Regions from separate parts of the Homo sapiens genome. Here region 2 is linked to region 1. The links are chromatin contacts, found by Hi-C in ENCODE. All regions are on one chromosome and are shown on one strand. The core of a region is the stretch at or near the end of the contact, and the rest is flanking DNA. Distances in the headings are between cores, read along the strand shown.

Region 1 (3,521 bases), core at 591-3,090:
CTGCCTCCCCAGAGAGGATGCTGAGCCCCTCCAGCTGCCAGATCCAGCCTGTCACAATCAGGCCACCACTGGTAAGCCTGGGCCAGGAGCGAGCAGACGAGACGCAACCCCCACCAGCCTCCCCTTCCCCTCCCCACTCTGTCCTGGCTCCTGCTGTCTGTGTCTCCCGCCTGACATCTGACGCCTTTGGTATCAGAGGGGTCAGAGGCTGGGGAAGCCAGGAGTCTGCTGATAAGGGTGTGCTCCCCACTCGGGGCTCTAAGGTCACAGCCCCCATCCACAGCTTGTGGGGGTCTCTGATAAGGTGGCGTTGGAGCACAGAGCTGAGGGAGAAGAGGGGGAGAACCGGGACATCAGGGTCTGGGCATGGCAGGGAGGAGGAGAATATGCAGAGTCCTGAGGCAGGAGCACGCTCATTAACGAAGTCCTGCCGGGACCTCTAGGTGCAAATTCACCTTGGCGGTGTCAAGGATGCTGCTGAGGAGGGGTCACCTGCCAAGGCCAGATGGCCGGTTTGTCAGGGGCTGGGGGAGGCAGCCAGGGCACCCCATCCACCCCGGCTACAGGATTTTGGCAGCGCCGGGCGAGAAGTCTGAGAATCGCCCTCCACAGCTTGGAGAGCTTGGTTGTTTTGAATATTTTCACTTAAAAGGATTCCCACCTGAAGGTTCTCTAGGAGACATGTGGGGACAGCCATCCTCATCCCTTGCACCCAACAGAGGGTCTGTCCTGGGACCCAGGCACTCCTGCAGTGTCTGTGGAGCAGCCCTTCTCAGAGGCGGTTTGCTTCCACCTGCCCATGATCAGGTCCAAGGAGCGGGGCCGGCGGCTCCCTGCACCTCCTCGCAGGTTGAGCAGCTGTTGGCAAAGGCCAACGTAGGGGCAGATGCCTGGGGTCCCGACCATGATCAGGAAGGGCAGCTCCGGGCCAAGGCTGCTCACAGGCCGGGAGGTGGGGAGTAGGGCGAGGTCAAGCACCAGAGGAAGGGGCTGGCAGGGGTGACCAGGAAGAGGAGGAGCAGGGACGTGGAGAGCCAGCGCATAGGAGCTCACAGCCCCTCTCATCTGCTCGAGAGCTTCCATCTGGGAAGAGCTGAGGCCCAAGGCCCACTGCTCTGTGGGAGCCCCACCCGGCCCTCCGTTGAGCCCATGGGTCAGGGCAAGGCTGCGCCCCAGAAGCATGAGCTGGCCCCAGCAGACCTGCTCTCCCTGCCACAGAGCCCCAGGAGCTGTCAGGGAGCTGGGCCCTCTCCCTGACCCTCATGTCCCCACCCTCCATGACCCAGCTCCCGAGAGCCGACCCTGCTGGGAGCCTCCTGGCTGGGCCACCCCTAGCAGGCCAGCCCAGGGCACTGCTCCTTCCTGTAATCCCACCCCACACACCAAGACCCACACCCAGGCAGGGGGATGAAATGGGCAGCATAACCGCGGGTGGCCTAGCCCACCACACTCACTTGAGACCCCTGAGCAGCCTGCGGCCACCCAGCCCCACCTCAGGGTCTGAGTCTCGGTGCATCTACGAAGTGGGTCTTTATGAGGCCTCTCTCACACTGCTATGAAGAAATACTCAACTGGGTAATGTATAAAGAAAAGAGGTTTGGTTGACTCACCGTTCCGCCTGGTTGGGAAAGCCCCAGGAAACTTACAATCATGGCGGAAGGCACCTCCTCACAGGGTGACAGGAGAAAGAATGAGCACAGAGCAAAAGGGGGAAAAGCCCTTATGAGACCATCAGATCACATGAGACTCATTCACTGTCTTGAGAACAGCATGGGGGAACCGCCCCCATGATCTCATCACCTCCACGAGGTCCCTCTGCCAACCAACACATGAGGATTACAATTCAGTTACAACTCAAGATGAGATCTGGGTGAGGACACAGAGCCAGACCATATCAGGGTCCATACTCGGGGTGGTGAGGGGCCCATGCCACATGCTGGGAGATCTCAGCCCTGCCGGGCACAAGCTCAACTAACAGGGTCATTGCCAAGTACTCACAGCCATCCTCAGAGCCACAGGCTGCCCCTGGGCCCAAGGTCCCGCTGCCACACAGAGACTATCCTTGACCTCACAGGTGCCCTCATCTCTGCTCACAAACCCTCTGGAGATGTCAACACAGGGCCAGGTGCAGGGCCAGTCTGCTGGGGTCACCTGGAGCCAAAGAGAAGACCCTGGTCCTGGAGCCTGCTGGGGGATCCCCACTACACAGCCAAGCCGCCTGAGATGCCGCCGTCACAGGCCAGCTGCTCAGAAAGCTGGGGCTTCGGGGCTTGCGTGGCATCCACGGCTCCCAACTCACGACAGTACACGCAGACACACGCTCACCCGCACACATGAACACCCACACTAGCAGTACACTCAGACACACACTCACCTGCACACACACTCACACTAGCAGTACACGCAGACACTCTCTCACTCGCACACACGAACACCCACACTAGCAGTACACGCAGACACACACTCACCCGCACACACAAATCCCAACCCACGACAGTACACGCAGACACACGCTCACCCGCACACACAAATCCCAACCCACACTAGCAGTACACACAGACACACGCTCACCCGCACACACGAACACCCACACTAGCAGTACACGCAGACACACACCTGCACACACAAACACCCACACTAGCAGTACACGCAGACACTCTCTCACTCGCACACACGAACACCCACACTAGCAGTACATGTAGACACACACTCACCCGCACACACAAATCCCAACCCACGACAGTACACGCAGACACACGCTCACCCGCACACATGAACACCCACACTAGCAGTACACGCAGACACCCGCTCACACACACACACGAACACCCACACTAGCAGTACACGCAGACACCCACTCACCTGCACACACGAATCCCAACCCACGACAGCAGAGGCAGACACCCTCTCACCTGCACACACAAACACCCACACTAGTGCAGGAGGCCAGGCCTGCACACACCCTCACACGTATGGACATATGTATGACACAAGTTCACAGACACCCTCACACCCACACATACACAGTAAGACATGCCTGCACACACCTTCACACGCATGGACACACACGCTGGCTCACACCCTCACACACATATACAGTAAGACACACAAATACACCCTCACACTCACACATATACACCCCTGCACACGCCCTCACACGCATGGACACACCTTCACATGCACAGACACGCTCACAGAGACACCCTCACAACTACACGTATACAGTAAGACATGCCTGCACACACCCGCACACGCACACAGGCTCACAGACACCCTCACACCCACACATACACAGTAAGACACGCCTGCACACACCCTCACACTCATGGACACACAGACACGCTGGCTCACACCCTCCCCCCGCCCTCCCGCACACCCACGTTGGACACGGCCTCGGACTCCCCCTGGTGGTGAAGCTCCGCACACACCGGGCGTTTTCTCCGGGGACCGACGGGCAGGGGCAGCCCTGGGCCCACGCTCTGGATTCTGACCGCCTGGGGGTTGGGGGACGGTGCGGCTGT
Region 2 (3,521 bases), core at 445-2,944, 270 kb before region 1:
CCCAGGGGCTGTAATCAGGGCCAGGCTGTGTGGTGCAAGGGCCCCGGAGAAGGAGTCATCAGCCTTGGGTCACCTCCTGCAGGCCAGGGTTCACGATGTGAGACAAGAGGCAGGATCACACCAGCCAACAGAGGACCACCCCATCAGACAGGCTGGGGACCACACCATCGAATAGGCCAGGGAACCACACCATCAGATAGATAGGCTGGGGACCACACCAACCACACCATCAGATAGGCTGAGGACCATGCCATCAGACAGGCTGGGGACCATGCCATCAGACAAGCCGGGGACCATGCCATCAGACAAGCCGGGGACGACGCCATCAGACAGGCTGGGGACCAAACCATCAGATAGATAGGTCGGGGACCACACCTTCAGATAGGCTGGGGACCACACCATCAAATAGACCAGGGACCAAGCCATCAGACAGGCCGGGGACCACGCCATCAGACAGGCTGGGGACCACACCTTCAGACAGGCTGGGGACCACACCATCAAATAGACCAGGGACCAAGCCATCAGACAGGCCGGGGACCACACCATCAGACAGGCTGGGGACCACACCATCAGACAGACCGGGGACCATGCCATCAGACAGGCCGGGGACCACGCCATCAGACAGGCCGGGGACCACGCCATCAGACAGACTGGGGACCACGCCATCAGACAGGCCGGGGACCATGCCATCAGACAGGCTGGGGACCACGCCATCAGGCAGGCTGGGGACCACGCCATCAGACATGCTGGGGACCACGCCATTAGATAGACTGGCCAGGGACCATGCCATCAGATAGGCTGGGGCAAAGCCATCAGACAGGTGGAGGTCCATGCCATGGGGCATGAGGTGGTGTCTGTCACCTGGTCCGGGAGCACAGTGTTGCCCATCCGTGCCACCTCCCTGAGGCCCTGGCAAGCATCATTCTCTAATGCAGACAGATGGCTGGGGCGCCAGCAGGAGCCAGACTGCCGCGGAGCAGGAACTGGGCAACTAAGGGTGATTTGGGCCGTAGAGAAGTGATTGATGTGGACAAATGGAGTCTGCAATGCAGGCCCCACGCCACCCTGGCTCCCTGTGCGAACCCAGGGCTCTGCTGCCCTGGCGGGGCTGACTCCATGGACGAGGTGGCTCATGTAGGGCTGGCTGGAAGTAATCATGTCACCCCCTGCAATCATGCCCCCAGGAGATTAGAATAGGACCCTGATCCCTCGTTTCTGTCCTATCCCCTCCTTTCCGTCCCATCTCCTCCTTTCTGCCTCATCTCCTCCTTCCTGCCTCATCTCCTCCTTCCTGCCTCATCTCCTTCCTGCCTCATCTCCTCCTTCCTGCCTCATCTCCTCCTTCCTGTCCCATTTCCTCCTTCCAGTCCCATCTCCTCCTTCCAGTCCTATCTCCTTCCTGCTCCCATCTCTTCCTTCCTGTCCCATTTCCTCCTTCCCGTTCCACCTCCCTGTTCCCATCTCCTCCTCCTGTCCCGCCCCCTCCTTCCTGTCCCGCCCCTCCTTCCTGTCCCACCCTCTCCTTCCTGTCCTGCCCCTCCTTCCTGTCCCGCCCCCTCCTTCCTGTCCCGCCCCTCCTTCCTGTCCCACCCCCTCCTTTCTGTACCTGTTGACCTCATCTGGGCTGCAGTTGGTGACTGCTCGAAGGGGTGGGAGGAACAGTATAAAGTCCTGTCCCCTTCCTGCCTTCAAGGGCACCCCTGAAGGACCATATCCACTGTGGACCCCCTTGGGATCAGCCGAGGTCTGTAGAGGTGACATTGCAGCCCAGCACCTCCCTCCTCCGCCCTGCCCTCCTCTGTCCTCCTTCCACAGGTGTGGCCAAGGGCACTGCCCAGTTGGCCTGTGACCCCCAGCTGAGGCTGCTTCCTGGGCAGCTGACTTCAAGTTTGTGACCTGAGCTCTCCAGGCCCCCGAGCGGCTGGTGCCTTGGCCCTGCAGTTCTGCGGCCAAGACTCCTCCTCTGGGATCTCGTCTTACCCTGCTGCGGGTGCCAGGGCTGCATGAAGCAAGGGCGAAAGTCCCCTTCGCCCGGGCGCTGCCCTCTGCCTGCTGTCCCCTGTGCTCCTGTTCCCCGTGGCTGCCCAGGGACAGGTGTGTGGGATGGAGGACGCGGGAGAGGCTGAGTCCTCCCCAGTGGACCCCCAGATGCAGACCCTGAGGCAAGGGAGAGTGAGAAAGTGAAGGAAAGAACACAGCTGGAAATGCAACCAAGAAGGAACCCCAGCCCGGACCACTGTGAGCAAGGAGAGCCGAGCCCCGGGGAGCCCTGAGACAGTGTGGGAGTGGAGGCCTGGGGCGCCTCCAGGCAAGGCAGCGGGATGTCTATGCCCCAAGCCCTGCCAGTCGTGGATGGAGACGCACACTTTAGTGCGGGCTCCAGAGACAGAGGGAGCCCCAGGCCGAGAGCTGTGGGTGCTGGGCAGGTGGGCATTGGCCAGCATTGCCCCCACTCATGGCGGGTCCACCTTAATTCGACGGGTGTGACACTCTCCTCACACATGTGCACATTCAAGAGGCAACTGTCTGTTTCTATAACTGGGTGCATTTCGGTCTGGAGCCGTCGAGCCGGGTGGTGGCCATGAATCCCAGGCAACTTGGGGGGCCCAATCCAGGGTTGCCTTTTGGGGGCCTTGGGGCGGCTAGTGCAGTTCCACATGCTGTTAAGGACCTTGAGATGGGAGATTATTCTGGATGGTCAGGGTGGGCACAGTTTAATCACAGCCCCTCTAAGAGGGACTGGGAGGGTCAGGGTCAGAGGAGGAGAGGGGACGACGGAAGGGAGAGAGAGGCTGGGAGATGCCGTGCAGCCAAGGAGGGCAGGAACCTCTAGAAACCACAAAAGGCGAGGACACAATCTCTCCCCTGAGGCAGAGACCCAGGGCTGCCCCGCACAGTCGCGCAGATCGTGTACTGCCCTGCTCCTGGGGCTCATTCACACAGGTTGCCATGGCTGTGGGGTCCCTGGGGCTGGGCTATCTGCCAACCTGGGGGACGCTGCACCCTGTTTTCTGTCCTGTCTACTCCAGCTTTTCACACTCTCTGTTGCCCTTGTCCTTGGGCATCTCAGTGACTCGAAGGAATTGGGTCTTGAGACACAGCCGAGCCTGTGAGCGCTGACCTGTGTAAAGAAGACACCAGAATGAGATGTCTCCACACACAGAGAGCTGCAGCCGATGCCGGCCGGTGACTTGGGACTTGGATGCTTAACAGGAGGCTCCCCCTCTCTTGGGAGGTGAGGATGGGGTTGGGAGCATGTGTCTCAGGGGCTGGCTTCACTCGCTCCTTAGCCCCAGCAGGTGCATCTCCCCCCTGCGAGGGCCTGGTTGCTGTAGTTCTTCTAGAAGGCCGCACTGAAGGGACCCTCTGATCCTCATGCCAGCTCTTAAGACATGCTCCACTCTTAAGACAGAGACAGGAGCTCCCGGGCTCGTGCACACCCTCCCTCTGCGCATGTCCAGGACTCAGGGTCACAGCGTGGGCTCGTGATCCATGGGGTGGGACTCCAGCCTGCTCTGCCT

What was found. A loop is a pair of places that touch in the nucleus more often than their neighbours do. Pooled maps may share reads with other maps.
Region 2: a map of posterior vena cava shows a loop between it and region 1 (2.7-fold over the local background). The contact joins the promoter of LINC00659 here to the enhancer-like site in region 1. A Hi-C loop is called at or near these places in 24 of 168 maps with a recorded cell type or tissue (Right ventricle myocardium superior, body of pancreas, breast epithelium and 16 more) and 8 of 50 pooled maps.

What each region holds. Positions count from the first base shown.
Region 1 is chr20:62,500,235-62,503,755 of GRCh38, reverse strand. No RefSeq gene overlaps it. Among named protein-coding and RNA genes, the nearest start is that of GATA5, 26 kb to the right of the region's middle. RefSeq lists enhancers at 1,494-1,723, 3,189-3,521. Within about 2 kb of position 1,840, at least 5 of the 41 ENCODE cell types and tissues checked have a DNase peak (open chromatin) inside an H3K27ac peak, as active enhancers do.
Region 2 is chr20:62,775,029-62,778,549 of GRCh38, reverse strand. It overlaps LINC00659 (long intergenic non-protein coding RNA 659), which reads left to right and starts at 1,694. Exons shown (of 3, transcript NR_046225.1): 1 at 1,694-1,744; 2 at 3,164-3,235. RefSeq lists a silencer at 2,226-2,387.